2 separate regions of the Mus musculus genome follow, and region 1 is linked to region 2. Evidence: chromatin loops called from intact Hi-C (ENCODE). Cell type or tissue: gastrocnemius. All regions are shown on one strand. Links, peaks and the distances in the headings refer to the core of each region. The heading gives the core; the rest is flanking DNA.

Evidence for each region. Hi-C counts contacts between places; a loop is a spot of excess contacts. Peaks named below come from ENCODE experiments on the same cell type or tissue, not always from the same donor. Only the 100,000 strongest peaks of a DNase experiment are listed, where the experiment ranks them.
Region 1: it touches region 2 in a loop (4-fold over the local background); 3 of 42 quality-filtered maps call a loop at or near these places.

Annotation. Positions count from the first base shown.
Region 1 is chr4:59,353,816-59,369,392 of GRCm38, forward strand. Susd1 (sushi domain containing 1) reads right to left here. Exons shown (of 17, transcript NM_001163288.2): 10 at 11,907-12,099. It also overlaps the pseudogene Gm12527. Among named protein-coding and RNA genes, the nearest start is that of Susd1, 77 kb to the right of the region's middle. In gastrocnemius, for the core only: a CTCF peak has its summit at 7,080 (motif pointing right); a DNase peak (open chromatin) is centred at 7,096; H3K4me3 peaks cover 293 bases.
Region 2 is chr4:59,864,147-59,879,723 of GRCm38, forward strand. It overlaps Snx30 (sorting nexin family member 30), which reads left to right. Exons shown (of 9, transcript NM_172468.2): 3 at 4,092-4,202; 4 at 15,076-15,234. Among named protein-coding and RNA genes, the nearest start is that of Slc46a2, 43 kb to the right of the region's middle. In gastrocnemius, for the core only: a CTCF peak has its summit at 6,970 (motif pointing left); DNase peaks (open chromatin) are centred at 5,674 and 6,959; H3K4me3 peaks cover 814 bases; H3K27ac peaks cover 2,333 bases.

The DNA of each region.
Region 1 (15,577 bases), core at 2,909-10,908, 510 kb before region 2:
AGAGAGATGTCCATGAAGGCAGTCGCTTTCTTTCTGTCTACAAGGCAAAGCAAGATCAGATGGATGGACCCCCACAGATGTCAGATGTCAGATCCCAGATCCTGGGACTGATGGCTGCTGGACCAACAAGGCCTTGGTGGGATGACTGACCCAGAGAGATTAGCCTGGATTATCCGCTAGGCTCAGTGGAATAACAAGGATCTTTAGAAATCAGCTGATAGGATTAGTGTTTAAGAAAGGTGAAATTGGGAGTGAGAGGTGGGGTGGAGAAAGCTCAGCTTGCTGTGAAACCTTGGGAGCCTCTGTTCGGATCCCCAGCACCTATGAAAAAGCCAGGTGAATCCATCTGTGACCACAGCACCAGGTAGGCGTGGGCAGGAGATGGGCAGATCTCTGCCATTCATCTGTCTGTCTAGCTGAATCAGTGAGCTCCAGGTTCAGTGAGAGACTCTGTCTAAAAGACAAGGCAGAAAGGATTGAGGGACTCTGGCCTCCACGTGCATGGGTATGTACACGCACACACAAACACACATACACACCAGGCAGAAAGGAAGAAAGGGCGAGCAGAAGGGGGAAGATGAATAGGAGGAAGGAGAGGAGGAGGGGCATGGGGGCAGGCACCTGGCATCCTGGCACTGAGTGAGGTGATGGAGAGTGAGTGGCAGGCCAGAGTGGACTGTGCAGGGAGACTCTGTGCCTGGCATAATGCTGTAAGGACAGGGTAAACCAACGGAAGGTGGGACCAAAGCTAATCGGACCCCGAAGACTAAGAGTAAGGAAACCGAGCCTCCCTTCTGTCCCTTAAAGGCACATGCGCCTGTCCACACTCTGGCTGCAGCCCAGTGAAACGGATTTCAAGTGTCTGACTTCCACAGCTATGTGACAGTCAACTGTGGTGTTTTAGGCCACCAGGTTTTCAGTAACTTATCAAACCAGGAACAGGAAACTAATCCAAGTGACAAAATACAAAACCAAAAAAACCCAACGGAAGGACATAGCATTGAAACTAATGCCAAGTAAGAAAAATCTAATAGAAATATCAAAACACCAGCCGATGTGCTGGCACGGCACATGGCTTTAATCCCAGAACTTTAAGTTCAAGGCCAGCCTGCTAAACAAAGTGAATTCTAGGACAGCAAGAGGTACACACAGAAAAACACTGTCCTGAAAAACCAAAGAAAAGAACATGGTGTGGGGAGGAGAAGGAGGAAGTGGAACAGGAAGAGGAAGAGGAGGAGGAAAAGGAAGAAGAGGAGGAAGGGGAGGAGGAGGAAGAAGAGGAGGAGGAGACAACAAGGTTTTAAAAATGTTGATATGACTCAGCAGTTAAGAGCATTGACTGCTCTTCCAGAGGTCCCGAGTTCAATTCCCAGCAACCCCATGGTGGCTCACAACCATGTGTTAATGGGATCCAATGCTCTCTTCTGGTGTGTCTGAAGACAGCAACAGTGTATTCATATACATAAAATAAATAAATCTTAAAAAAATGTTGTTAAAGGATATAAAAGAAAATAATGCACAGAGAGACGTCATGAGTGGGAAGACTGAGGAAACCACAGGACAAAGTAGAACCAGATGAAACAAGTTTGGCACATTCGATACACAGGAAATAACCACTGCTAAATTTCTTTGGAAAGATTAATGAGAAAAAGCAAACTGGCAGTTGGGGGTGGGGGTGGGGTTGGGGGAGAGGGATCAATCCACAAGGAACATGAACAGATACAATAAAACTATAAGGGGCTGGAAGTAACAGCCCCAGTGTTAGGCAGCTCTGTAACTCCAACTACAGGGGACTCCAACGCCCCCTCTGGCCTCTGAGGGAACTGCACTCACATGCACACACCCACACATGTAGACCTAATTGCAAATAAAACCTAAACAAAAATATAGGAATATCTCTCAATTTTCTTTGTCATGGCCTCTGTAAGATATTGGTTTTGATATTAAGCCAAAGATATATCCTTGTACTATGATTTTCAATGGTTCATACTTTAAAAGGGACACCCCCCTTTCAAAACCTATCTTTGTGGTTTTGTGGGAGGTTTTACCCCTCTGGAGTGATATCAGACACAATCAGAATGCTGGAGTAGCTAAGCATTTTACTGTTAGCAAAAGAATCAACTAACTGACCAATGGAAAAGGAAGAATCAATAAACAGGCCTTTCTACTCAGAAGTTTTTTTGTTTTTTTTTTGTTTTTGTTTTTTTTTTTTTTTTGAGACAGGGTTTCTCTGTATAGCCCTGGCTGTCCTGGAACTCACTTTGTAGACCAGACTGGCCTTGAACTCAGAAATCCACCTGCCTCTGCTTCCCAAGTGCTGGGATTAAAGGCGTGCACCACCACTGCTGGGCTCTCAGGAGACTTTATAGATGAAAAAAATGGCACTTCAAATCAGTAGATAAGCAATATTAGATTTCTACCTTGATATAACTGGAAAAAATGTTTTCAACAGGAAAAAGATTTATTTTAAAAATATACTATAGAATATATAAAAGAATAGTTCTATAATCCTAGGTAGAAAAGAAACACTAAGAAAATGAAGAACTAATTTTAGAATTACTCTTACTTTATGTGTATGATGTTTGCCTGCATGTGTGTTTGAGTACCATGTAAGTGTTTGGTGCCCAGGGAGGTCAGAAGAGGATTTTGGATCTCCTGAGACTGGAGTTACAGATGGTTGTGAGCTGCCATATCGGTGCTGGAAACCAAACTGGGGTCCTCTTAAGCACTGAGACATCCCTCCAGCCCCTAAAATCTAAAAAAAAAAAAAAAAAAAACAAACCTTTAGAAAGTTAACTTTTCTGCATGGCAAATGACACAGTGCCGGAGTCTGAAAGACAAGACACAGGGGTGGTGCTGGGAAGAGTGAGGCCCCTGGAGCAGGAGTCTGAATTGACTCCCACGGGCTCATGCTCTGAACACTCACTCCTGACTGGTGCTGATGTAGGGGGATTGCTATGGGGCTCTTAAATCTGGCTAGCTGACTGGCTGGGCATGGTGGTACATACCTTGGATCCCAGCACTTGGGAGGGAGAGACAGGTAGATTCCTGAGTCTGAGGCCAGTCTGGTCTATATAGTGATTTCCAGGACAGACAAGGCTATACAAAGAAACCCCATCTCAAAAGTAAAACTAAACTAGACAGACAGACATAAACCTGACTGGCTGAAGTAGGCCACAGCTGTGTAAGCTACAGCCTGGCCCTACCTTCCAGCTGCTCTCTGCTCTAGTTCAGCGGCCACCACAAGCTCCCATCACAGTGAACGATGCTCTGCCATGTCCTCTCCACCATGAGGAATAGAAGCTTCTGTGTGTTACTAAGGATGGAACCCAGGGTCTTCTGTCCAGCACTAGGATGGAGCTACACCCTCAGCTCAGTATTTCTTTAAACTGCACTCCACATTTTCCAGCTTCTCCTGTGAGTCACAGTACCACACCAGGAAACTTGGTAAGGTTGAGTGGGTTCAGAGACCCCAGCACCCTCTGAGGATGAGAGGACAAATCTTTTAAGTTCAGATTCCATGTTAGAGAACCTGACTTAAGTTTGAACTCAGGTAAACTAACAGGCTGGTACCTAGCACTAGTTTCCAAGTTGCTCCCCAACAAAACCTGAGCCTAGCCCCAGTCTCTAGGTCAATCCTCAACAAGACCAATGTTTCCAGGTTACTCCCCCAAGAAACCTGCACCCAGGTTCCAAGCCCACCCCATGCCTAGCAACCACCAATGCAGAGGGGAGCAGAAGTTAAGTTTATGATCTGACTCCCAGCACCAGCCAATTATGTTAAAGGCCACAGCGGCTTTCCAATTAGATGCTTGCACACGTACTCCCTGCTTGCTGCTTACTATAAAGCCTTGCCCCATAGACATTTGGGGGTCCCCACCACCACCACCAAAACAGTCCTGCGTGAAGGTTGTGTGTTAAGGTTGAGGACAAGCTAGTTTGAATAGAATAAAGACCCTGCTGTGAGTTGCTTCAGATTGGGTCCTGTGTGTGTTTTGGAGGATCACTAACCTTTCGCTGGCACAACAAGGACAGTAGGAATCTCCCTGCTCCCTACCAGGATTCCTGGCCCAGAACACACGACCACAAAGGGCCATGACCAATGGTCACATCACCCAAAACAGAGTTCTCCATGCTAATGCAGTATTGAGAGGCCCTGAGGGTTTAGCCAATAAAGTTCCCTTCCTGGACGTTCCTTCCTGTAAAAGGCATTTAATCTCTGCTCCACCTTGAGGAGGTGGTATGCACCCATTTTCCTCCATGAACCATCAATAAACAGTTTGACAACAAGGACCGTCTCTTTCATCAAGAACCACTGTGGGGAGCATGGATAAAGCCTGAGACCTTTGAGTGACAGTATAAGCAGCCGATGACGCTGACAGTTAGGACCAATCTGAGGTATACATGGGCAAAGACAAGGTCACAGGAGAGACACCTGACCGTAACGCAACTCGAGGGTTCACAGATGTCAAAATGTGGAAATGAGTATCCGAAATCCAGTAAGACACACTATACCGTGCATATTAATAGCATTTTTCAAGGGGGAAATTTTGATTTCTTTCAATTATATGCAAATTAGTAAATCAGACACTTTTAAACCATGGGATTTTTATCCTCTCAAAAAGAATGGGATAAAAATATATGAACTGGGAAGAAAGTATGTCTATAAGAGTATTGCAAGGACAAATAAAATTAAAAAAGAAAGAAGAATAAAATATTCTAGGGAAATTCCCCATCATCTTTGCTACTGGAAGTGCTGTTTATGAGCTCCTGAAGTCTCCGGGTCCCTGGCCACCTCTCCATTCTCTCTTTCTCCACCCACTGGGTCTATCTAATCTAGACTAATGGAGCTGAAAAACCAGACCTGCAAGAATGTCTCACAGGAGACAAAAATCTGGCTCTTAGTTCGGCTTCTTTGGAACCTGGCTTTTCCTTCTTACTGTGGGAGAGGGGCTCTGAGGAATATCAGGCATTTCTTTCCATCCCTCAGCAGTACCCCACAAAGAACCGAGAGCTCTGGGGAGCCTGGGGTGAGGTGGGGCTCTTTTACTTCTTTGTGCTCCCAATGAGGAGAAGGGTGACAATTACAGCTGTCCTGGTCATTTAATTAAGCCATCAGCAGTAAGGAGAAAGCCAAGCAACTGATGGTACCCCAGTGGAACGAAGTGCCATAGGTGTGGCTTCCACTTAGTGATGGTGGGAACTCATTGTTGACTGGACAGGGTCTGGCCTGGAGACTCACTGAGGGAGAATTACCCAGCTACTGGGCATGCCCGGAAGCAACTGTCTTGATTGGGTCAACTGATATGACAAGCTCCACCTTAACTGCATACGGGGCCACTCCACGGGTGGGGTGCCTGCACTGCATAAAATGGAGTCAGAGACCTGAGGACCTCCGTGTGCAGTCGTCCCCCTCTGTGCCGGGCTGTTGGTGTGATGTTCACAGCGGCTTCAAGCCTCTGCTGCCTTGACTTCCCCACAATAATGGACGGCACCCTTCTACTGGAGCTAGAATAGAGCCTTTCTCCCTTACGTTGCTTTTTACCAGAGTGTTTTATCACTGCAACAGCAAAACACATTAATTACATGCTCTTAACGTACATTTGACTTAGGGGGAGGAGTCATTCACCATGTAAGTGTAGCAAAAATACAGAGGCGGTATAACACGTCATTAGGTAAGATTAAGTAATGCTTAGCATTTTACAGACGGAGCGGAGCGTGTCACACACAGACTGGTTTTCCACATGAATTAACCCTTCCAGTGCTATCACAAACGCACGGTGTAAGTATTACCAGTCCTGCATTCACAGCTAAGATAACTAAGGCGTCTGTCTACAGGATAAGTAACTTATTCACACACATCATATTTGAATTTAGACAGACTGGTTCCAGGGGAACGCTGCCAAACCACCTGAAATCAACCACGGGAATCCCAAAAGAAGAAAATTTACAGAAAAGGAAGTAATGTATGAAGTACAGAAGAGAAGGGGGATGGGTCCAGGTGGAAAGATTTGAACCAGTAGGACCCAGAGACGGAAACTCAGCACTTAGAACACAGATATCAGAGTTCTGCTCCATCCAAGGAAAACCATGGTCCCTCGAATCTGAATCTCTCTACATATTCTCCAAAATATTCTTCAGGTCAAATGGAGGAGCAAATAAAATAACATGAGAACAATGTTGCTGGGCTGGGAACACGGCTCAATGAGTGAAGTGTGTACTGGGCCAGCATCACCCTGAGGTCACGTCCCCAGAACCTGGGTAAAAGCCAGGAACAGTAGCTTTTATCTGTAATGCCAGGACTGGGAGGTGGATTCTGAAGGCGGGCTGCTCACTGACACTGGCTCTCATCCTTTTGGACCGCCCCAGGTACCCAAAACAGTGCGCTGTCTCAAAATACAAGGTGAAGAGCAGTGATCAAGACGTCCACACCAACCTGGTCTGTACACGGGCTAAACACGCTTCCTGCCACACACAGGTGCATACACCACACACACACACACACACACACACACACACACACACACACACAGAACACACAGACACACAGAGCTATCATCCTAACTGGAGAGCAGAGAGAACACAGCAATCTTAAAATCACCATTAAACAAACAAACAAACGAACAAACAAACAAAGTATCAAATTCCAGCCACTTTCTCTCAACTTCCTATGAGTGTTTGTGCAGAGAGCTGTGTAGCAGGCAGGGAGCTAGAGACCTTCAGAGAGAGAGAGAGAGAGAGAGAGAGGGAGAGAGAGAGAGAGAAATGCCATTTTCAGTGTGAAAACATGGGGACAGACCAGAGTGACCACAGCCTTGGCTACAGAGAAAAGATAGGTAGGACATATCAAGGCGTTGGGGAGCAGCTGCGGAAGTCACTGTTCCTGGCAAAGAAAAGGCAAAGAAGAAAGAAGCGCATACACTTGGGAGTGTCCTGGGAGTGTAAGTGTCGACAGGAAGAAACTTAGTGCAAGATCCCACGGAGCAGAAAACCCTAAACTAGAACAGAAGATTTCATGCTCAACCAAGTACAAAACAGAAAAGAAATGCTTCTTTACAGCAACTGCACTTCACCCCTTGACGGAAGAGGGCGCTCTGAACCCGGGAATCTCGTTAGCTACCGCGGCGGGCCGTGACTCCATAGACAACCGCAGAGTCCGCTCAAAAACAAGGTTCTATGAACAAAACCTTGCAGCTTAGGCACACTATCGTTTTGGAAATCCACAAATGAGGGGAGGGGAAAAAAACCACAATAAATAATCGTTTGAGGATAGGAAGAAAAATATCTCCAGTCAGAAAATTAACTAAGAACAGAAATGGGCATAAAGCAGAAAGGGACTGAAAGAGAAGTGTCTGAACTCAGAAAAAAAATGAAAGAGAAGGACAAACCGGTGTTAGAAATAAAGGCTGAATTTCTTGATGTCTATGAAAGAATAGATTTGAATAAAATTTAATAAAAATAGTAGAGAAAATGTAACAGTAAAATGAGATTTTTTTTTTTCAAGTCAGGGTCTGACTATATAGTCCTGGCTGGTCTGGAACTCACTATGTAGAGGCTAGCCTCGAACTCACAGACATCTGCCTGCCTCTGCCTCCAAGAGCTGGAATTAAAGGCCTATCCTAAAATGAGATCTATAAAAAAACAAAAGCACAAAAGGTTAAAACTGAAATATAGGCAAACGGTCCAACATATGCATAACCAGGGTGTACCAAGAGGGGGTACGTTGGAGACATAATATTTAAAAGTATAGTTCAAGATAATATTACAAAAATCAAAACACACTTGAATATAAATATTAAAAGGATATTCTAGGTACCTAAGAAGGCTGACTCAGAATAATCTCAAAACTTCTCCAAATACAATTACATTTTAAGGATAAAAGAAGAATTCTCATCCCATCCCCCCGCCCCTGCACGCCCCACTCAAGGAAGTAAACAGAAAGGACAGAGGGCTAAAGGAAGCACTTCTTGGTGAGATGAGAAGGTTAGAAATACACTTCTATAGCTTCATTCCCTGGAAAGAATGTCAGCTGTTGTTTCTTTAATGTTCCTGAATTCTTATCAAGCTTGTGCTACAAACATGCCTAACCCTGCTTAAGAGAAATAAGCATGGTCCTAAGCATCCATGGGAGGGGGTCTTCTGGTCCCTGATTAGAAGCAGCCTAAAGAAAGATATCGATGTTATCCAGATACTGCCAAAAAGAATGATTAAAAAAAAAAATCAAGCTGGGCGTGGTGGCGCACGCCTTTAGTCCCAGCACTTCGAAGGCAGAGGCAGGCGGATTTCTGAGTTCAAGGCCAGCCTGGTCTACAGAGTGAGTTCCAGGATAGCCAGGGCTACAGAGAAACCCTGTCTCAAAGAAGAAAAAAAATCTACCATGTTGAATTAAAGCTATGATTTTTATAATTGCTCTATAAACAGTGAGGTCATTTCTATTACCTAGATATATCCAGATATTTTTCAAATAGCTTAACTTAAAGAAACTATGGAGGTGAAAGGTTCAAAGTTGAGAGTTTTTGGTTATAGTATGAAAATGTTTCTTTGGATAAATTTAGTATCTGGTTACCATGAAAGATTTCAGGCTATCGGTATGCAACTACATTATTCAGAGACAAATTGAGGTCCATCACTGTCTGGGCAGATTCACATTGTTCTCCTGGCTCAGCTCTCCAGGGTCGAAGCTTCCCACTAGAGAGCTAAGCAGCAGCCACCAATCAGAAGCCGATGTTTCTCACCAGTGCCAAAGACCAGTCACCTGGGGACTTGGGTCTCAGGTACAGTCTCTGGTTCAAGCATGCACCAGATCTCAAGTTGAAAGAAGCAGTATTACTGCAATCATACCTAAAAGAGTGACTTAAGTCACTCGCTTAAGCCAGATCTACAGAGAGAGAGAGAGCAGCCATTTCTAATGTGTCTCTTCAGACTCAACCCATGTGCAGAGGCAATATATAAAAACAGCCCTACAAACTTCCTGTGAAGAGCTGTCCAATGATGGGACACCCTGGAATCAGAAATCCCCACGTCATGTCGAGGGCAGAACACACTTGTGAAAATACTGAAGTGGTAAAAATCTTACCCACAATGTCTCACCTCCCTTTCTGACAGGTCTGCTAAACAGATCGCAGAATTCCAATGTTGAAATAAATGAACTCTAAGGATATAACTAAGCCCTGTGAATTGCTTTCCTAATGTAGATACCTGGGATGATACGGATATTTGTATTCAAGCCCCCAGTGTTCAACATCACAAAGGTCATTTCCCTTGCTAAAGTGGGCGAAGGGTGGTGGTCACTTCCTTGCCATAGTCCACAAAAGCAAAGACAATTCACCGCTCATTCAGCCTCAAGGAACAGTAAATACCAGACCCGATGGACAGGAAGCTCCATTCCTTGGGTCACATTTCCTGTTGCACAGAGTTCGTGTGTCACGGGTTACTGAGCAAACACGTTGCAGTATGCTGATCTCTGCAGCCTGCGGTACTTCATGTAGCCCCGGCCTCCAAGAAGTAGGTAATAGGTTATCTGCCCACTGCTGTCTGCGGCTCAGCCTAAGACCAGCTGGATAACCCCATTGTATTTAAATCTTCTCTAAAATGACCACACTCTAATCTGTGCTGAGGGTCATTCTGGGAGTTGCCCACAACAGTAAAGACAATACTTTGCCTATTAATCCTGTGTAATCCCACGTGGCAAGGAAAATTAAGATTTGGTTTCTCACTACAAAAAGTGCATACACTGGCTGGAACCTAATATGATGAAGAGAGTGCCTGAACAGGTTATACAGCGCATGCAGGGTCTCTAAGTCAAGAATGCAGGAATAGAGGAAGTGGGTATTTGATTATTAGGAAAAATGTATCGATCAGATCAAGTTTTAGCACATTAGCATCTTGGATATGAACTATAGAATTATTTTAGCTATCTCTCCTTTTTTTCCTCTCTAACTTCCTTCCTCCCTCCCTTCTCATATCTCTGCCTGCATGGACATTGTAATTGGCCAGGAGTAGCTAAGTTGTGTGTGGCTAAAACAATACTACCCAAGTGGACTGGCAGAATCAGGTGGGTAGACCCTGAGTGAGCACCTGTGCATACTGACTCAGAACTTCTGGGATGGAACCCGTGAACCTGTGCCTAATACCTCTCCTGGTCATCCCACACTTGGTGAGATGGACAGAAATGCACTAATGTCTTGAGCGTTACAGTCTCCTGTGCAAAAGTCATACTGCCTGCCAAACTGGCCTGCTAGAAGCGAAAGTGAACAGGAAATGGGGTGGGGGTTAGGGGGTAGGGGGTGGGGTCCTGACCAGAGAGGAGCAGGCCCTTCATTTTGCAGCTCCTCCAGAGAGGAAACCCTGAAACTTCACTGCTAAGCCCAGAGAAGTGAAGAAATGGTAGAAGGGACCCTGGCATCGTGGCCCAGTGGGAGAATGCTTGCCCAGTTTGTGTGAAGTCCTGAGTGAGTGGGTTCTCTAAGGAAAAGAAGAAAGGAGAAAGGGTGGGAGGCAGGGAGGGAGAGAGGGAACGCTAAAGACCCCGTGCTCCTTAGCACTAGCTGGGAGCTGTGTAGTTAACATCGCTGGCCTCTATATGGCTTCCAGGAAAATCCACAAAGGAGGCGTTTCTAAGGAGCACCAAGGGGCGTCATTATACCCCTACTGTGAGTCAGACTGCTGCAAACACAGTAATAAAAAATCCAAGAGACTGGTGAGCATGAAACAGTTTTTAATATACCATCATGCAGAAGGGGGAAGCCAAATCACTGATCTAGCACAAAAATAGGGGTTTTAAAAATCCTGGAGAAATTTCTGTCCTCTTCTATAGGCTGGAACTTGGACTCCGTCCAAATCACTCTCATAGACCTTGGACACAAAGGCTCAGCCAATGAACAATCTGGGACATAGGGCTGCCGCTCTCCCCATTTTGGATCCTGGGCTCAGTCACTTTTCTAACCCTCAGAAGCTGAGACAGACAGACCCCAGCTTCCAGTTAGGAGAGGGAGGGAGGAAGGGACCTTATGCCTCCTCTAAGGCCAACGCACTCTAGTTCATCTCATCCTGAAACAGAAGTAACAGCTTATTCTTTACATGGGGCCATGCTCCTGGATGGCCCAGCTGTGAACCCCCTGGATTCAGCCAGTGCCCAGTGCAGCAGAGATAACATTTCTGTCTTCTGGAAGATTGCCAGGTCCAGCATGGCCTTGATAGGGACAGAATAACATAGTTCCTGCCCCTGGGACAGGGCCAGCAGGCGTGGGCCTCCACAAGTGTCAATGGCTGCTGTGGGCATAATGTACATATTTGATGTTCCTCCTTTGAGGAATGTCCTCCCCGTTAACATTGATGCCTCCACAATGTTCAGAGACAGCACAAATTAAGGAGGTGAAGGTGTGGCTAACATCTCAGCAAAATGGTAAATGCAGGGACCTTCAGGACAGCCCTTGAGGCTGTGGGAAAGAACCATGCGTTTGAAAATATATAATTTCCCAAGTATGCAAAAACATAAGGATGCAATGTAAATTGCATAAATGAAATATATGGGGCTTCATGAATCTAAAGGAACAAACACAGCTGCACAGTGAGCCAACTTGTCAAACAGACATTAAGGAAGGAGATAGAGAGCCATTTTGAATTTGAAACGAGAGACAGAAGCCTTACAGAATTCCCACTCTAAAGTTGCCTGGAATCTCTATGTAGTCTCCTTTTCTGGAATCTCCTCGAGAAGTCAAAACATTGTACAGAAGGACTGATTGGTAAGATTCAAGCATCAGGAATACCAGACAAAGCTGGCAGTTTATTAGAAGTAGAACGCAGGGCTCTTGACCCCATCCTCTGTGCTCCCCTCATTGTGCCGATGAACCCTCGTACCTAATGTGTTATCCCCAGGAACAAACTGGAAAGGCATCCGTGCCTACCTGTCACTGAGGTTGTTATGGTTATTTGTGCGGAGCGCGGCTCAGTGGGTCTCAGAAGGGTGATGTTTATCGTGTAATCAGTAGCGGGGTACAGATCTAAACACACTTCTGGAGCTCGGTCTCTTGTTGTGAAGTTAAAGAGAGCAGCATGGTAGGAGCTCTCTAGATACCACCTCTGACCCAGAACCTCCACCTGTCAGACGGAAAGAGAGTGCTGCGTTAGCTTCCTGCTGGCTGCCAGATTCCTAGACTGTCAAGAAATCTCCTTCTGCTAATCTTTGTAGGATTACCTTAAAGACAGCAAAGCTCCTGCACCTGTCCTACCCAGTTTTCCTCTCAGGCAGGTGTAGGACTAAGATTGAATTGCATAACCAACGACGGACAGGGAATAACAAGACGGCAGGCGGTTCTAGAGCAATCCCTTGTGCCCACTCAAATGAAAGAGACTGCACCGAAGCTACTGGGCAAAAATTCTTTCGGTTTTGTTCATCCTGAGGACTCCATAGAGAAGCCCCACTGTGCGGGGTACTTAGCATTATGAGAACTATCCCAGGCCATGCTTTGAAAGTGCGATGTGGTTTCTCTTGCGTCTTCCTTCCCATCAGAGCTGGTCAAAGCTGATGAGTGGAGGCATCCCACATACTGCGATCTGAATCACACCGCTCAAGCAACAGTGAGTCACAGAGGAAGCGAGTCACAGGGGAAGTGCAGGACAGATCCCAGGGTACTATGATCAAACGTTATCAACCAGTACAGTTTATCTGGTGAAACTGAGTTTAATGAAGCTCCCATCGTTGGCTCTCCACCCTCCACCATTACTTTCAATCACTGAACGAACCATCCTCACAGATCATCCAAGACTGGATAACTAACTGGCTCATAAGGTTCAACTCTCACCCAAGCCTTCTGACTCTCTTGGATAGTTTAGGCACCCTCAGAGAGAGATCAGCAAAACTTGAGTCCCTTACACTCAAGGCTATGAATGTCCTCCACATGGTTCCAGCTGTCCAATGCCACAGTCAGGCTTCAGGGTCTAGAAAGCATTACCAGGGGAGCTGGGCACAAGATCTCATGGTACCCTGCTCTCCTGGACCACTTGCTGATAAAGGATAATGTATTCACATGTGATATGAACAGTGTGTATATTCTCACATGCGGACAGCTTTTGAGTGCTCACTTTTCTCCAGTGGACGTAACTATATCCCATGTATTACATAAATGGATCCTTAACATATTAAAAGTTCAGTTTATTTTTTCCATTTAACTCTTCAGTCGTTTTAGGGTGTGTATGTGTGCATAGATGCCTGAGGCTGGATGTCTTCTCACTGAACCCTGAGCTCACAGATTCAGCTAGCCTGGCTAGTCAGCAGCCAAAGGAATCCTCTTGACTTGGCACACAGCACGGTACCTGGCTCTTTAGGTGGGGATGGGGTCCAAACTCAATGCCTCACACTTAGGGTGGCAAGTACATTACTAACTGAACGGTCTTCCCAGCCCCAAGAATCACTGGTTTTCTTAACCAAGTGTTTGGCTAGCTTTAACAGAACTCCTTCAGTACTATCATAGAATAAACCATTTGGGTCCTTGAATGTGTCTCTTTTCTAGGGCTCTTTCTCACCGTCCAGCCCTGATTAGGATTTTCACTTCCTCCTTACCTCCCTGCTCCTCTTTGCCCACACCTCCCCTCTTCACCCCCACTTCAGCTAATCCCTACACGTTTTCTATGATACGATTGATGTGGGGTTTGCTTCTTAAAAATTACACCTTGTTGGGGAGAAGTGGAGAGGTGGCTCAGCAGTTAAGAGCACTGGCTCTTAAAGAGGACCTGGGTTCGATTCCCAGCATGGATACAGTGACTCACAACCATCTGGAACGCCACACTCTACTCCTGGCCTCCATGAACATAAGGCACATACACGGTGCACATACGAACATGCAGACAAAGCATGCACATTAAGGTAAAGCATAAGTAAATATTTAAAAAATTATACTTAGAAGTAAATGCATGCATGCACGCGCGCACACACACACCCATCCCATTATTTTTACATTTTTGTCAAATGTAAAAATTCATAGTATCTCATTACAGTTGCTGTTTATTTGTAAATTGGTATTTGTTTGACTTGAAACTCTTGGGTCATAATATATGATATTCTTTTGCTAAATATTTATGGAATAAATAACTGATTTTCACTTTATCACACTCGGCCTGAATTCCTCTCTCTCTCTCCCTCTCTCTCTCTCCTATTTTTTTTTTGAGGACTACAACAAATAATTCTATTTGAAGTTGCTAACCCTCCCCCCTCCAAAAAAACTGTACATGAGTTTACAAACATATTAATATATAAATAATGAGACAGGTCCTAGGGAGCCTCCCTGTTGTCTCTGCTGGAGGTGAAAACTGGAGGGGCACTGTCCCCACAGGCTGCTTGTTGCTGTGACGTCGCATGGCAGCTGCTCAGGATCCACTGCTGGCTTCTTGGGCACCTCCGGGTTCAACTGGCAGTCTGTCTTCCGCTGTGCTCATGACGAGCTGGAAACTTTGAACCTGCAGCAGTGGCAGCTCTTCAGCCTGTCATCATCATCGTTCTGGCTCAAGCTTGTGCTGGAAGGGACACTTCCTCTCCCGACAGTGCTTCTTGTGGCCAGGCCGGTCCTTCTGCTGGCACTGAAAGCCACAGTATCAAGCCACCGGGCAACCCCCACAGATGTTGAACTCTCAAAGCTGCTTTTCAATCACCATACAAGGAGGAGAATGACATTCATAGTAGGTACAGGAATTTTCTTCCTCTTCCACCACATCCCCATTGGCATTATAGTACTGGGTCACATTCAAGACAGGGAAATGTTCTTCTATAGGGTCTGTGGGAAGCTGCTGGATTGCAAGCCAGTATAAGCTTTTTGCTGGAGGTCTCTTCAGCTTTGGGTCGCCAGCCCCATGGTACCAGCGGCAGGTTGTCCAAGTGATTGTCCACAGTCACAGCATTGAGATAAACCACCTGAAACCCGGGAGCCACACCTCCCCTGTGCCAGTCCCACAGCAGCTCATGCAGAAGCCTGCCTGAGCCCTTTCCTCGGTTTTTGTCAAAGGCATATGCAAATATCTTAGCACCATTTCCATCAGCATCTACTTCCATTCGGGCTCGGGCTACCGCCACCTCCTCTTGCCCACCGGACCTGCCACACACCTCAGCCTGAGTTTCTAGGCACGAAAAATGACACCAAAGTAAATCCAGGTTCCTTCTTAAATTTGCTTTTGATTTGAGTTTGGGTAGGGAAGGAAACTAAAGCTAAATGAGCTTCTTGGAAATGTACACCCAGTATGTGCATCTGAAGGCAAACTAAGATAAATGTCTTAACATGTAAGTGTGCAACTGTAGGCAAGAAAGCGATAGAAGTCATCAAGTTCACAGACCCTTCATCAACTTAGTTTCTCCCTGCAACAGTGTAACACGCACCCATTCCTAGAAAGAGCAGTCGCCAACAGTGCAGACAGTCGCCCTATTAGGAGTCTTTACGTATCCTGGATCTTCCATTGCAGAGAGCCTGCATATATTGTCGAGCTGGGAGTTTACTAAAGATATTTTAACATAGGCTTGCTGCTAGGACACACCCCAGGGCATGGGTGCATGCTCTGAGAAGCAGAGTCACAGGTCATGAAAAAGATGTAT
Region 2 (15,577 bases), core at 3,362-11,361:
CTTTGCTTATAGCTGCAGTTTTATCTGGGGCAGAGTGAGAAGATCATCTGGCAGGAATACATGGGAGGTTTTGAAGCAGGACTTACAAGTTTTGAGGTGTCTACAGCTTTTTCCTAATTGATGATGGGACTGTTGAGATTGCGTGGTGCTGGGAGTGTTGGAGCTGCTTGGCAGTGTTAGGGACCCTGGTGTAGAGGTGTTGCTCTTTACCTGTTATTGCTACAGGCACAAGAGTTATCAGCCGATGGTCTTAGCTTTAGAGTTGTTGGCTAAATTATTTCAGTGTTTTGGCCAGTTTCATTAAACCCACCATAGATTCTTTTGGCATTGGAGACTGTTTTTGTACAATTTAAAAATTTAAAACATCTATTCAAAATCCTTGGGTGCCTGTAATATTGTCTGTAGGATAGAAGTCTGTAGGGCACTGGGTTTCCCAGAGCCATTTGCCATCTAGACTGGTGGAGGGGGACCTTTTGTGGTCTGTGGAGTCTAGGTCCAGGCTGTCTTGCTGGGTGTGGATTAGATTGTGGGCTGATGCTAATGTTTCCAGAGATGACTAAAGAGGTGCTCAGGTGAGCATACAGTCCCTCTGTGCTCGGTTACTGCCTCAGATCTGACTGGGGCTGCCCGCTGCCTGCGGTGATCTCTGATGGACACCATAGGTTCTAGACCCAGTGTGGAGGGACAGGGTAGAGGTCTTCGCTGATGATGATGACTTTCTGGTTCTTCCCCATCCCGTTCTGTGTACTGAGTTTCACAGAGGAAAGCTGGCAGTACTCATCCCTGGGGCTTGTTGAGCAGCACGCTTTATGAATACTTGACTCCGCTCCATGAAGTCAGCAGTGCTCGTGGCTGACTCTGCAGCGGAGTTGTGTTGCAAGCGTGCAGTGCTGGCTTCGCTCTTGGCTCTTCTTTGCTAGAATCCCCGTTCTTGTTTTCCTTGCATCTTTCCCACCTATTAATTTATGTCATTTGATTCTATGTGTCAGTATGATTTTCATAGAACGAGCTGTGGTAATAAAGTAAATTTTGAGTCTAAAAAGAATGAGCCTTTCTGTTTCATGATTATATTTACCCTGCGGTATCAGATAAATATCTCCTGTCCTGTGGTCCCTAATGGAGTATTGATGGGGCCGGAGAGATGGCTCAGTGGTTAAAAGCACTGACTGCTTTTCTAGAGACCTGGGTTCAATTCCTACACCACATGGCAACTTATAACCACCTCCAATTCCAGTTCCAAAAGATCTGATGCCATTTTCTGTCCTCTTTAGGGATCTAGTAAAGAAATATGCACAGACATACATGCAGCAGAACACCCATACACTGTATATGACTCAGTGGATAAAGTTTGCCATACATGGTAAGGATCAGAATTTGAGTCCTGGACCTCACGTAAAACTGGACATGGTAGCGCATCTGCAGTCCCAGTGCTCCTACTATGAGATGGAGTTTGAGGCAAGAGGATCCCCAGAAGTTGGAACAAGCAGTGCTCAGCACCAAGAGATCCTGTCTTGGTGAGCACCAGGGTGAGCACCTTTAATCACAACATTTGGGAGGCAGGTGAATCTCAAGTTCCAGGCCAGGCTGGTCTATAAAGTGAGAAGTCCCAGGCCAGCCAGTCAGGCCTACACAATGAAACCCTGTCTCAAAAAAAAAAAAAAAAAGTATTTTTTTTTAATCCAGCAATTTTATCCTTAGGAAATTATTTTAGTGGGACTAATGGATAGAAGCCTGCTGATGTTTACTCTAACATTGTTTATTGATTAAAAGATTAGAAACCATTTAAATAGCGGTTTGGTTTAATCATGTTATAACCTCTTAGTTGAATATTATGCATGTGTTAAGTGATTGTAATGATCTGGGCACAAAGGTGTTCCAGGTGTCTTAATGTGCTACAGAAACTGAATGAATATGTGTAGAAAAAGTGGAAGTTTATAAACTTAAATATTAATTTATTTCCTATTTAGAGGGACTGTATACATTTTTATATTTTTCAGTCATTATTTTTCTTGAAGTTTTAAAATAATCAAATATGCCGGGCAGTGGTGGTGCACACCTGTAATCCCAGTACTAGGGAGGCAGAGGCAGGAGGATCTCTGTGAGTTCGAGGCCAGTCTGGTCTACAGATTGAGTTCCAGGACAGCCAGGACTACACAGAGAAACCCTGTCTTGAAAACCTAAAACAAAGAAACAAACAAGTAAACAAATACAACCGGGACAGGCAGAGGGTGGAGCTGGATCGCCACGTATAGAAATGTGCGTAGCAAAGCACAGCGTCTGCCCTGCCTTTTGTAGTTACCACATACTGATCTATTTCACGGAGTAGACATGTTACATAAATGGTAGTTTATGGAATTGATTTGGTGAACATGAGAAACACGATTGATTTGATCATGGAATATTTAGGAAGGTGGAGGGAGAGGCCCTTTACCCATTCACAGTGAAACCAGGTTGCTTTCCTTTCTCACTGCAGACCAGTCCTCTTCTGGAGTCTCTGGGTGTTGGGAGGGGTCTTGAAAGTATCCCACTCAATGCTTCTAATGTTGGGGCTCAGGGCGGCTCTGTGTTTCCTAGGTACTTATGACTTGAGGGACTGGATGGGGAGCTGGTGCAATCCTTGAGGGTCAGCGTTCCCCTTCCGGTTCTGCTCAGACCAAGCGCACAGCTTTGTGGTGAACGACATCCTAACCTCAGAGCCTAGGCTGTCCACAGTCTTGGTCAGTGGGTGACTCTTCCTTAGGTATTTTAAAGATTTTTTGGACACCTCAGATTAAAACAGACTTTGGGCTTGAAAGAATAAACTTGTGAAATGTGGCTTAGATTGTTTTTGTTTTGTACTTTAGCTCATATTTGAGATCAGCAATTGCTGGTATCCTCCCAGGGATGAATGGTGTATCCAAGAAGAGATAGCAGTCCATAAGTAAAAATCATATTTTGGGGTAAATTAATTTTATTTAACGTTGGTTTATTATTAAAGTGGCATTATTATATTTCAGAGAACTTTAAAAAATTAGCATTAGGGTAGAGCATTAACATTTTCCACACACAATGGTGTTTTGTTATCTTTTTTCTAGATATTGCCTCATCTAGATCTAACATGTAGTATGCTATCAAGGTCATTGTTCTGGCAGAATATGGTAGTTGAAGCAAAATGTCTTCCTTCCTTCCTTCCTTCCTTCCTTCCTTCCTTCCTTCCTTCCTTCCTTCCTTCCTTCCTTCCTCCCTCCCTCCCTCCCTCCCTCCCTCCCTCCCTCCCTCCCTCCCTTCCTTCCCTTTTTCTTTTCCCTTTGTTTTTGTTTTTGTCTGACTATGTAGCCTTCCTGGCCTGGGACTCCCTATGTAGGCTAGCCAGGCTATCGTTGAACTCGCAGCTTTCCTTCACATCTGCCTTGAGTGCCTTAGACTGTGTGCCGAGGGAGCAGTGTTCTGTGGTCTCTGCTTGACTGGTCCCTTCAGCAAAGCTTGTCAGCATGTGCAACAGGGAAACACCATTCCTCCTCGCCGATTTGTGTTGGTTCAGCAGTATGTGAAATTACATTATTCAGGAGGGAAAAAAACCTACAACCCTTTCAGAGTTAAGCTGGAGGAAATTAATCAAATGTTCTAGACAATTCTGAAGAATAACTGAGTTTCATTTCCTGAGGGCAGGAAAAAACATCCCCCTCAAAAAAAAAAAAAAAAGAAAAAAAAGCAAAAAACCCAAAAACCCAAAAACCCAAGCCAAACCAAAGGTCTTATGTTTCCTAGCTCCTATTGATGGGTGGATGGATCGATTGGTTTTTAAGACAAAGGGTTTCTCTGTGTGGCCCTGGCTATCTTGGAAATTGCCTTTTAGACCAGGCTGGCCTTGAACTCAGAGATCTGTCAGCCTCTGCCCCCTGAGTACTGGGACTAAAGGCGAGCACCACTGTGTCAGGCTCCATCCTAGCTCCTTGACTGTGCAGCCTGCTGGTAAACTGCCATTCAGCTGTGCATGGGCGGAAGGAGGGGTGTCTTCGCCTTATTTGATTTCTGAAAGTGTGTGTCTCCTTCCCCTGGCCAGAAAACACTCCTCCTCACATGTGCACTCCCCTCTCTCTTCTTACTTGCAGAGCACACGGGTGGAGTTTGACTTGCCAGAATATTCTGTTCGTCGGCGATACCAGGATTTCGACTGGCTGAGGAACAAACTGGAAGAGTCGCAGCCCACTCATCTCATTCCCGTAGGTAGTAAGTCACTGCTGCTTGTTCTATCTTTTCCCGAGTTAGACCCACACGGGTAGTGCTCAGTTCTTAGCAGTGATGGGCTCACTCAGCATTTTATACTGAATGCACTCACCAAGAGTGCATGCAAGATAGAGGTGAAGTGTCTCACACTCTCAGCTTCTACTCTGCACTGCCAGCCTGCTAGGTAAGGTGGGCTGGATTTTTACTTTTTTCTTTCCTCCCATCCTCCTTTCTTTCTTTTTTTTTAAAATTTTTAATATTTTTTATTACGTATTTTCCTCAATTACATTTCCAATGCTATCCCAAAAGTCCCCCATACCATCCCCCCATCCTCCTTTCTTTAAAAAAGAAAAAAAATACAAAACACTATTTATGTATGTGTGTGTGTATGTTTGTGCATGTGTATATGTCTGTGTGTGTTTCTGCACACACATGCATGTCATAACACACATTTGAAGTCAGAGTGCAACTTCAGGAGTTGGCTCTTGCTTTCCACCTGGTTGCATGGTTTCTCTTATTTCTGCTGCTCCCTGTAGTCCCGGCTGCTGGTGCGTGCGTGTGGTGAGTCTCCTGCCTCTGCCTCCCATCTCAGTTGCAGGAGTGCTGGGGTTGCAGATGTGCACCACTGCACACAGTTTCTCACATGGGTTCCAGAGACTGAACTTGGCCTATGGAGCTTTTCAGTTAGATCTTTTACTACCTGAGCCATCTCCCCGCTCCCTGTCTCTGTCTCTCCATCTGTCCTCTGTCTCTGTCTGTCTCTCTCTTATGTGGTACTGAGGGTTAAACCAGGGCACTCATACTTGCTCTTCATATGCTCTATACCGAGTTGGACCCCTACTCTTTGAGGCAGAGTTTTACTAAGCTACTCAAGCTGGCCTTGAGCTCATTTTGTAGCCTAGGAGAGCTTTGAACTTGGAGGCAGCGTTAGCTCCTTCAGTATTTAGGACTACAGGATTACACCACCCTGCTCAAGTTTCTTTTTCCCAGTACAAGATATTATCTTATTTCTCAAGCTGGCCCAGAACTCACTATCTAACCCAAGTTAGCGTCAAGCCTGTGGCAATCCTCCTGCCTCAGCCCTGTGTACAGCTATGGTGCCTGGCTCTGATTTTCACTTGTATTATTACTGTCTGTCTCTGTCTGTCTCTGTCTGTCTGTCTTTATTTTTTTTGAAAAGGGAAATATCCCAATACCCCACCTCTTTAAAAGACTGAAGTTTGGTAGCTGGGCATTCTGGTTTACATCTATAATTCTGGCACTGAGGAGGTAGAGGCAGGAGTATTACTGTGAGTTCAAGGTCATCTTGGGCTACATAATGAGTTCCATCAAGTCTCTGCTACTGTACGAGACAGTGTCTGGAAAAACAAACAACAACAAAAAGCAAAAAGATTGATGCTTGGAAGTGAGTCTCACCGACCAAAACTGCTTTTCCCACTTGGCAGACATTCTTCTTGAGGTTTGGCTGCCTACCAAGAAGGCAAAGCCGACGCTTCAGATTGTGGCCAATGGGGACAGGAATCTGGCACACCATCCCTTCACAACCACAGTTTTTTATTTAAAACTCAAGCAAGAAAACCACTCACTCCTCTGTACTGAAGCAACGTGAATGGACCCACCCCGTACAACTCCCTGCCCCCCCCTTCTAAAATGGGTGATAACTAAAATTTTAAAGACCTAATAATCAATATACATTGGGTAGTTTTCCAAGGCCTTTAAGTTAAGATAATTATTACTTGTCTTTGGAGACTTTAGGAAAGTTTAGAGCGTATGACTATTCAAAGGCCAATTTATCCTTTGACAAGACCTTGATTGACTAACCCCAGGGGCTGCCCAGTTCCCAGTCGTATCTTCACCTTCTCACCTCTGTCACCCACCATGGCTATGTGTGCAGTGAATACTGGATGTTTGTAGGGTTTTGAGGTAAGGTGATCCCTGTGGCCAGGACAGGGCTGGAGGCAATGGGGCCCGCAGGAATCCGCTGTCCCCAGACTTCTCTTTTGCCACCCTAAGTCCTGTCTGGTCTTTTGAGTCTGCTTCTTTACTTTTCTGCCCTCCAGTCACTTAAGAACGTGCCTGAAAAAGAAGCAGCCATTTTAAAGCAGTCGGAACAAGACCTTAAAATAGAATCCTACTTGGCCAAATTGGCAGCTAGTGGTAATTTTTTTTAAACATATGCTTTTTATTTCAGAAGAGTTTTCGGGTTATTGTAAAAATAGGAGAACAGGGTTTCCCATACTCAGTACCCAGTTGCATTCATGGCTAACATTCTGCACAGATGTGAAATGCTTGTCCCAGTTAATGGGCTAGCTGGCGTCATCATTTGATAAGCTTTGTTTACTCGGTACTTTATTCCGAGGTGAGTATTTTGCCTGATGTGTTTCATTCCAGGCTCCCTACCAGGACATCGGTCATACATAACCCCTTTGGCAGTTTTTGCTTGTAACAGTTTCTCAAGTTTTCCTGGTCTTTGACAACCTTTGACAGTTTTGGGGTTTGCTAGCAAGGTTCAGTGGACATTTGTCTCAAGGTTTTCTTGGTTAGACCATGAAGATGGAGTAAGGTGTTTAGGAGTAGAAAGCCACCGCAGTAAACTGTTAATCCAGGTCACATGACTTAGGGGTTTCTGTTCTCTCTTTGCTCTTTGCAGGGAAACTGTTGCCCAAGCCCTGCTCCCCTCTTGGCTGTTCTGTTTCTTTTCTTTCTGGTTTGGCACTTGAGACTCAAAAGCTCGAGAGTGACACCTGCTGGTAAAATGTAGTGCCACCAGTCTGTAGCTCCCACGAGGCAGTGTATGTGTCTCTGGAGGATCCAGATAGTCTTCTGTAGTCTCCAGTGGCTGGGCAGTGTGGTGGGCAGGGAAGTGCTTTAGAAGCAGGCAGAGACTTAAGTTTCTTCACAAGACCTTGACCCTTAGCTGAAGTAGAGAGATTTAATTCAGGGAAGTATTTCTGTTTAAATAGAGAAGTCAAATGAGGAATGAACACATCATCCTACAGAAACTGTTAGAAGTCACCTCTCAGTATCTAAGCAGCAGCTGCGTCCTCACTAGACCCGGTAGCTAATCTTGGTAGGAACGTAGATAGGGTGAAGAATTTTAAGATAGACAAGGGACCTCTGCCTGAGAACTGAGTGTCGCCTGTAAACAGAGGCGGCTGTCTCATCAGCGCAGAGGTTAAGAGCACTTGCTCTTCTTGCAGAGGACCCAGGTTCTCAACATGTGCATGGTGGCTCACAGCTGAGTATAACTCCAGTTCCAGGGATCCGGCATCCTCTGGTATCCACAGTCACTGGGCACACATAGGAAACATAGACATACATGTAGGTAGAACCCCCATACACATAAAAATATATTTTTTAAAGAAATCTGAACTAAACCTTAACAAAAATGGAGAACTAGGTAAGTGTGCGGCATAATTATTGTTTAGGTTTTGTTGTCTCCTTTAACAGAGAATTTATTTTTAAATTCTTTATTAGACTTATTTTATGCGTGTTTTGCCTGCATATATGCATGTGTACCATATGTGTGCTTGGTGTCCAAGGAGCTCACAAGAATAGATCTCTAGGAACTGCAGTTACAGATGGTTGTGAATCAGCACACGGATGCTGGAATCAAACCCATGTCCTCTGAAGGCACAAGTGCTCTTCATCACTGAGTTCTGTTTTGTTTTGTTTTGTTTTGTTTTATTTTGATACAAGGTTTCTCTGTGTAGTCCTGGCCATCCTGAACTTTCTCTGGCCTCTAACTCAGAGATTTACCTGCCTCTGCCTCCTGAGTGCTGGGATTAAAGGCATGCGCCATCACCACCTGTCTAAGACCTTATTTTTACTTTTATGTACATATGTGTGTGCCCATGGAGGTCAGAAAGGGGAGCCATATTCCTTGGGGACAGAATTCTACATAGGTGACTGTGAGCTGCCCCATGTGGGTGCTGGAAACTCAGTCTGGGCCCTCAGCAAGAGCTGAATGCACTCTTAGCCACCGAGCCTTCTCTCTGGCCCCATGATCCCTCCTTTTTAAAAAGTCCCACGGAAGCCACATCTGCACAGCCCAGTCATTTGAAATGTACGTTTCAAAGCTTTAGTGTATTCAGATTTGTAGAACAACCAACAAATCAGTGTCAGGACCTTTTAGCACCCCAGAGGGAAACCTCAAAGTCCTCGCTGTCACTGTCCTCTCTGGAGCCTGGTGGCCTCACCTCTGTCTCTCAGGTGTCGTCTTCTTTCTTACATTCAGCATGTTCCAAGGGTCACTCACAGTGGAGCACTGGCTAGGACTTCCTTCTTACCGTAAGGTGATAGTCTGTGTGTGAGCATACCACATTTTGTCTGCCCACCCTCAAATGGAATTTTGTTTGTTTTCTCCTTTGGCTCTTAGGCATAATACTGTTACAGACATTTGTGTATAAGTCTTCCTGTGGCCAAGTATTATTTATATGGATGCAGACCTAGGAGTATAATTACTAAATTATATGTTATTCTGCATGTAATCATTCGAGGTACTGCCAGCCTTTTGACATCCCCTCACATGGTGTGTGAGTTCTGGTTTCTCTACATCTTCACAAACAATGATTATTATCTGTCTTTAATTATAGCTGTCCTAGTGGGTGTGAGGTGATATCATAATGTGATTTTTTTTTTAAATTTGCATTTGCCTGACAACTGAGAACATCCTTTGATGTTCTTGGTGGATATTTGCATGTCTTCTTAGAGAAATGTCTGTTCCATTTAATTTCTTAGAGATTTATTTTAGTTATGTATATGTTTGTGGGTATGTGAGTGCCAGTGTCCTTGGAAGCCAGAGGTGTGGATGTCCCTTGTCACTGGAGCTGGAGTTACAGGTGGTTGTGAGTCACCAGACATGGGTACTAGGAAGCAAACCTGTGCCATCTATTTAGTCCCCTCTTTGCCCCTTTAAAAATTAACTCTGTGTGCGTGTAAGTAAGTAAGTAAATAAAGGAACTTTAGAATCTATTCAAATTGGTTGTGAAACCTAGGGGACGGTGGTCTTGAGGCATCTGTCAGTTTACTTCTCTCTATCTTAGATTAGCTGTTGTTAAACGTGAGGATGGCTGTGCTTTCTGATTTGACTGCTGAGGCGGGGAGTGTGGAGATAAAACCATTTCTTGAAAAGAATGAGAGATAAAGTTCTGGTTGAACGATTCCCAGCATGAGCAGGTCCCTGTGTTCCATTCCAGGTCCTTGTGGAGGAAGGGGTGGGACTTGAGTGAAGCCATAGGAAGTTGTAGCCAGTTAAATAGTGGCTCTGGGAAAGCACCCAGAGGCGGGATTTGCTTCTCCCCATGGACTATAATATACCTGCTTTGTTTCCAGTCTCTGACTGCAAACTTGGCATTCTTTATGGGTTCTGATGGAAAAACACAGTTTGCTCCTTAGACCCCCCCCCTTTTTTTTTTCCTGAGGAGTCACAAGATGATTTATAAATTGATTGACTTTCAATTCAGTCTTTTCTACTTTGGCTTCACAAATCCTGGCCTGCTTAAAGTATCATGCCTGCCCCATTCCCACCCCCTTTTGTGGTTCTGAGGGTTAACAGGGCTCCTCCCACCACTGAACCACATCCCAAACAATGCACATCACATGGGCTGTCAAAGTCTTCAACCCTGACAAATGCCTGCAGAAACCATTCAGAAGGAGGAAGAATGCGTTTTGGTTTAAAGTTCCCAACCCCGCCCTTTAGTTGGACCCATTGCTCTGAGCCTGAGGCCTGTAAGAGTATCCCAGCATTGGGGGCATGTGTCTGAAGCTGCTCGCCTCAGAGCCACCAGGGAGCAGAGCAGAGTAAGGAGGGACCCGGGATAGCGACATAGACAGCAACCTGCTTCCTCCAGCTAGCTTTCTGCCACCTTCCCAAATAGCACCACGGCCTAGGGACCAAGCCTTTAACTTGTGAGTCTGTAGGGGAAATTACAGCTTCAAAACCTACAGAGCCCTCTGATGTCTTGCAATGTTTTTGCTTTCTTTTATATTGCTTTGCTCCTCTGGAATTCTAAAAGCAGAAAGAAGTCACCATATGTGCTGGGAGCTGGAGGTGTGTGGTGTGGAGTGTTTGCTCTTTGTAGAGACAGTTTCCTCTTTTTTATCATGTAATGGTGGCGTCAGAAAATCTGGAATAGAGGCTTTGCCCCACGTTGTTTCTCTCTAAGTTGATGTACATTAATACACATGTACATTTTACATGTGGACAGTTTCGTGAGTGTGTTACCACAGTCAAGACATACCTATCCCCTTCCGAAGTATCCTTGTGCGTATGAATACTTAACATGATATATCCCATAACAAATTATAAAAATATAATCTTTGTATTTATTCTCTGAGAACTAAAATTATGTTTCTTTTTGTTCTGTTTTACCTTTTTTTTTCCTCGGCAGTATTAGAGATCAAACCTAGGGTCTCCCACCTTCCACCGGGCTACAGCCTGAGCTCTTTCATAGCATAGGCCTAAGTGCACAGAATGCTGTACACTGGAGAGGCTTTATCATGTATAGCACTGAATGTATATGAGTTAAGTAGCTCCCTCCCCACCCCAGGCAGCCATCATCCTTTGCTGTGCGCACTACATGTGCTCACTGGCCTCGCTGCTGCTTTGCTCCTTGGCTCATTGCACAGCAGACACATGGACAATTAGACGGGCACGCACAGGCTCTGGAGATGAGATGTTTTACGTTCATTTATCGAACACTTTGGTGTTCAGTTTGACTTGCAAAATGAAGGTTTGCTTTTCCTGAAGGACAAAGGATGTATCTCCTATGCAGCTTTCCCCTCACTGGACTTAACGAGAAGAGTTTGTATTAAAACAACTGTTTCCCTAATTTGAAATGATAAAATGACTTCATTTTTGACCCAATCCCAATTTTAAATAAAATATTTATTTTGTTTTTATTCATGTGTGTATCCCCATGTATGTGCCATCTGCCATGGGTATGCAGATGCCATGGAGTCCAGAAGCAGGCATTTGGGTCCCCTGGAGCTAGAGTTACAGGCAATTGTAAGATACTTGTGGTGGGTGCTAGGAACCAAATCCTTGCCCTTTGAAACTGCAGTGAATGTTCTTGACCAGTGAACTCTCTAGCCTCTCCCCCCTTTTTTGAGGTACTTTTAGCTTACTCAGTAGGGACATTAATAGTAAGATATCGATTGAACTTGCAAGTACTTTGAATTAAACTAGGGTTGACAGTTACTCTTCTTGATGGCATGGCTTTAATCTTGATGCCTTTTTATTTGGCAGAGGGTTTTGCCTTGAGTTGGTAAGTTTCAGCAGGCCCAGGTGTGAGTGTTGGTGTGTGTGTTCAGGTGTGAGTGTTGGTGTGTGTGTTCAGGTGTGAGAGTGTTGGTGTGTGTGTTCAGGTGTGGGTGTTGGTGTGTGTGTTCAGGTGTGGGTGTTGGTGTGTGTGTTCAGGTGTGGGTGTTGGTGTGTGTGTTCAGGAAGCTTTTGTTGAGTGCAGGCAAGAGTTCAGACTCAGACAAGAAGAGGTTGGACATTGCATTACTGAGCAGTTGCATATGGATTTCCTACTTAGAAATAGAAATAAGCTCCTCTATGGTAATGTATAGGGAATATGCTTTTATTTCAGATTTCAGACCAGGTTAAGAAGCTAAAAGCATATGTAACATAAACCCCAAACTCTCAAGTACTGTGTGCAATGTCAGTGTTTCAAAATTAAACCCCGAAGTTTCCAATAGACTCTTGTAACAATTTATAAGTAGGATTTTTTTTTTGTAGATTCCAACATATATCTGTATAGATACTTGAGGTTGTTTGTTTGTTTTTGAGCTAGGGACCTATTATGTAGCTCAGCCTGGCTTTGTAACCTGGCATGATGTTTAGTTTTTCTTGCCGTAATCGTCTGAATGTTGAGGCTACGTGTGTGTCACAGTGTCAAGTTCACTATGGTTGGGATTCATTTCCCTAATAATTGTGGTGGGCATCTTTTCATGTGCTCATTGGCTGTTTGTAGATCTGGGGGGACGCTGCCAACATTGCTCCACCTCTGAGCTTCATCACTACCCCTACTTGTCCATTTTTAAAATGCATTTTTAAACATTTAAAAACTCAAACATTGTTTCTTTTATTGTATTAATCATTGTACATGTGGACATAGGTCTGGCACATAGGATGTTTCTTACAGGTACATGTGGTCTCCTGAACAAATCCACTCCACCCTCATCAGCACTGTTTACTCTCTTACAGATTCATGTTGTCTACACATATGTGATTTTGCTTATGTATGTAGAAAATCTAGATGCTTCATACAAGAGAAAACCTGTGATAGTTGCTTTTCTGAGACAGGCTTGATTCACTCAGTTGCCTGTAATGACATAACTTCTGTGGCTGAGGAAGAATCGATGTGTGCACAGCACGTTTTCCTCGTCCTTTCTTCCCTGCCACCCCTAGCTTAGCCGTTGGGAATCGTCTGTGTGGTGCACTGGCTTACAGTCTTTCTAGCAGATACCCTGCTGCATAACAGGGTTATTTAGCAGATCTGCTTTCAGTTTTTTTAAATGGATTTTTATGCATGGATTAAACACATTAGTGACTATCTCTGAGTCACCAATAATGCATCGGTATTGAATGAAGGAAAGAATGTTCCCTTGGTGTGATTTAACCAAGAATGGTCCAGATTTGAATTCTCTATGTTCCCCGAGTCTTCTGTCCTCTCTTGTGTGATGTGAATCTGTGCCTGCCTGAAAGCTGTCTTGTTAATATGTCCCTGTGTCTGTGTCTTCTGAGTCTGTCAGTTGTATGAGCTGCGTGGCTATGCTTAAACAAAGGACTTCATTCTGTGTTTCTTCAACAGCACAGAAAGCATCACGTGGGAAGGAATGGGGTACTTTACAGAAATCTTCAACAGAGTTTTACAAGGAATTACATCACTGGCTCCATCTGATGGAGACTCTAAACACTTCTAGAAACATTGTTGAGCAATCAGTATCCATGCATATTGCACTCAACCTTTTTGGTAGATTTTAGATAATTGCTTTCAGTCTCTGTTCTTGCTGCATTCAGCAAATGATGCACATGCATTGTTCTGAGACAGGGGCATGGACTAGTATGTAATTTAAGATTGCAGCTATGCATTAGTTTAGATTGTAAAAGCTGATTACATGAAAAGCCCAAGGCAAGTGAGATGGCTATTACATTGTTCTCTTAAAGGCAGGCTACACAGATAGAGCATAGTAGGCTAGCCCTCAAGACATAAGTGAACTCAGGTGTGTTGTTAATTCTGGCTACACAGTCGAGAAAGAGTCGCAGACTCTTAAAATACAAGAGATATTTTCAGGATCTTGGGATGGTTTTGTTTGTTGTTTTTGTTGTTGAGACAGTCTTACAGTGCAGCCTTGGATGGCCTGGAACTCGGAGATCTTCCTGCCTCTGCTCTCTGGAGTGCTAGGATTAAAGACGTTACTTTGCTATCAAGGGAAGGCAGTTTTTAGTTTACTGCAGAAACTCCACTGGGTTTCATTATAACAACTGGTTCACCTCCCTACGGTGTAGGCAGGTAAGGCTTTCCTCTTGTCTATATCCTCCCAAACTTTTGAATTTAATTTTATTTTTGTCAGAATGCAAATATTTTTAGGTTGTACATAGTAGTCACTTTTCCCTGTCGAGAAGTAAAAAAGACACCTTTAACTACGTGCTTGAGCAAGCTACCAAGGAAATAAATTGAAGATCAAAGGTCCCTGGGTGAGCGGGTAATTTAAATTGTTCAACAGTATCTGCTCACAGATTTATGATAGAGAAATTTGATTGAATGAGAGAAGCAAAGAAAAGTACATTTTGATTACAAACCTAAAAGGGAAATTAACACCGTCTTCAGCTGTGGGAGTGTGCCTACTTCCTTATTTCTTTATTTACTGTGTTCTTGTACCCTGTGAACTGGGAACAAAATCTTAATCTATTTTAATACATTTTTTTGCGCTCAATATTGTCTGCCCCCCTTCTTTAGTGTATCTTTGTGTGTCTGTATGTGTGTAGGGTAGCTAGTGTAGGTACGTGTGTCTCTGGCTGTGTGGGCATGGAGGACTGCCCTGGGTGGTGTTCCTCTGACATTTTCTACCCCTTTCCTTTCTTTTTTGGGGGAAGAGTGGGGGTGGGGGTAGGTGGACACATAGTTTTTCACAGGGCAGTAGCTTACGGAGTAGGCAAGGCTGGCTGCCCAGTGAGCCCCAAGGAGCTGCCTGTCTCTGCGGTCTCAGCACTGTGCCACAGATACGCACCACTACGCCTGGCCTTCATTTAAAACGTGGGTTCCGGGACTTGAACTCAGATCCCTGTACTTGTACTGTAGGTACTTTCCCAACTACAGTGTCTGCCCGGCCTTTGCTCTCTTTTCCTAGACTTTGTCTTTCCCCTTTCTCTTTGTACCTTCTCTGCGTCTGTGGACAGAGCAGCTGCATTTCCTGAACAGGTGTTGGCTTCTCGGTCTGTCAGGGGCTTGTGTGATAGTGTTTTGTGCTGACAGGGCACTTGTGATTTGCTGCAGCTGCAGGTCCCAAGAATCTTTGATGATAACATAAAGATTTAACAGATTAGAACTACTGTTTGTGGGTTGGAAATGTAGCTCAGTTGGTAAAGTGCCCGGCATAAAGTGACCGGGTACTAAAATGTAGTCTCAGGCTGAGGGTGAGGGCAGAAGTTCAAGGTCATCTTCAGGCACATATCGAGTTTAAAGCTAACCTGGACTATATGAGATCCTGCCTTGACACCCAACTCTGTTCTTGGACAGACTGGCAGGAGGGATTTGGTGGCCTGGTCAGCTTCCCATGCTCCCGTGCTCCCACACTCCCATGCTCCCGTGCTCCCTCGTGATTACGTTTTGATGACTCTGTTGTCCTCTTGTCTTCTAGCCGCTTCCTGAGAAGTTTGTGGTGAAGGGTGTTGTGGATCGCTTCTCAGAAGAGTTTGTGGAGACCAGAAGAAAAGCGCTGGACAAATTCCTAAAAAGGATTACAGATCACCCCGTGCTCTCTTTCAATGAACACTTCAATGTGTTCCTCACTGCTAAGGTACAGGCAGGATTTTGTGTGTGTCCCTCTAAATGCTCGTTCTCAGGCTCCTCGAACACTGCTTTGCTCTTCCACGAGCCACTTCCACTTGTGGTCCCCTGAGCTGGACATCACAAAGGCCTTCTACTTTCCTGGTGCCCGTTGCATTGGCACAGTTTCTTTTAGAATCTGGCAGGATAATAGGCTGCACCCCCCTTTGCAGCAGCAATGAAAGTCAATGTTCTCACTTACCAAAAGCAGAAGTGCCCATTAAACACTTCTTGGCAGTGTTAGTAGGTTGGCAGGCTTACCAACAATAGGCACAAAAGAGAAAGCATTCCGAGTGTTTGGTAAGAGTGTTCTT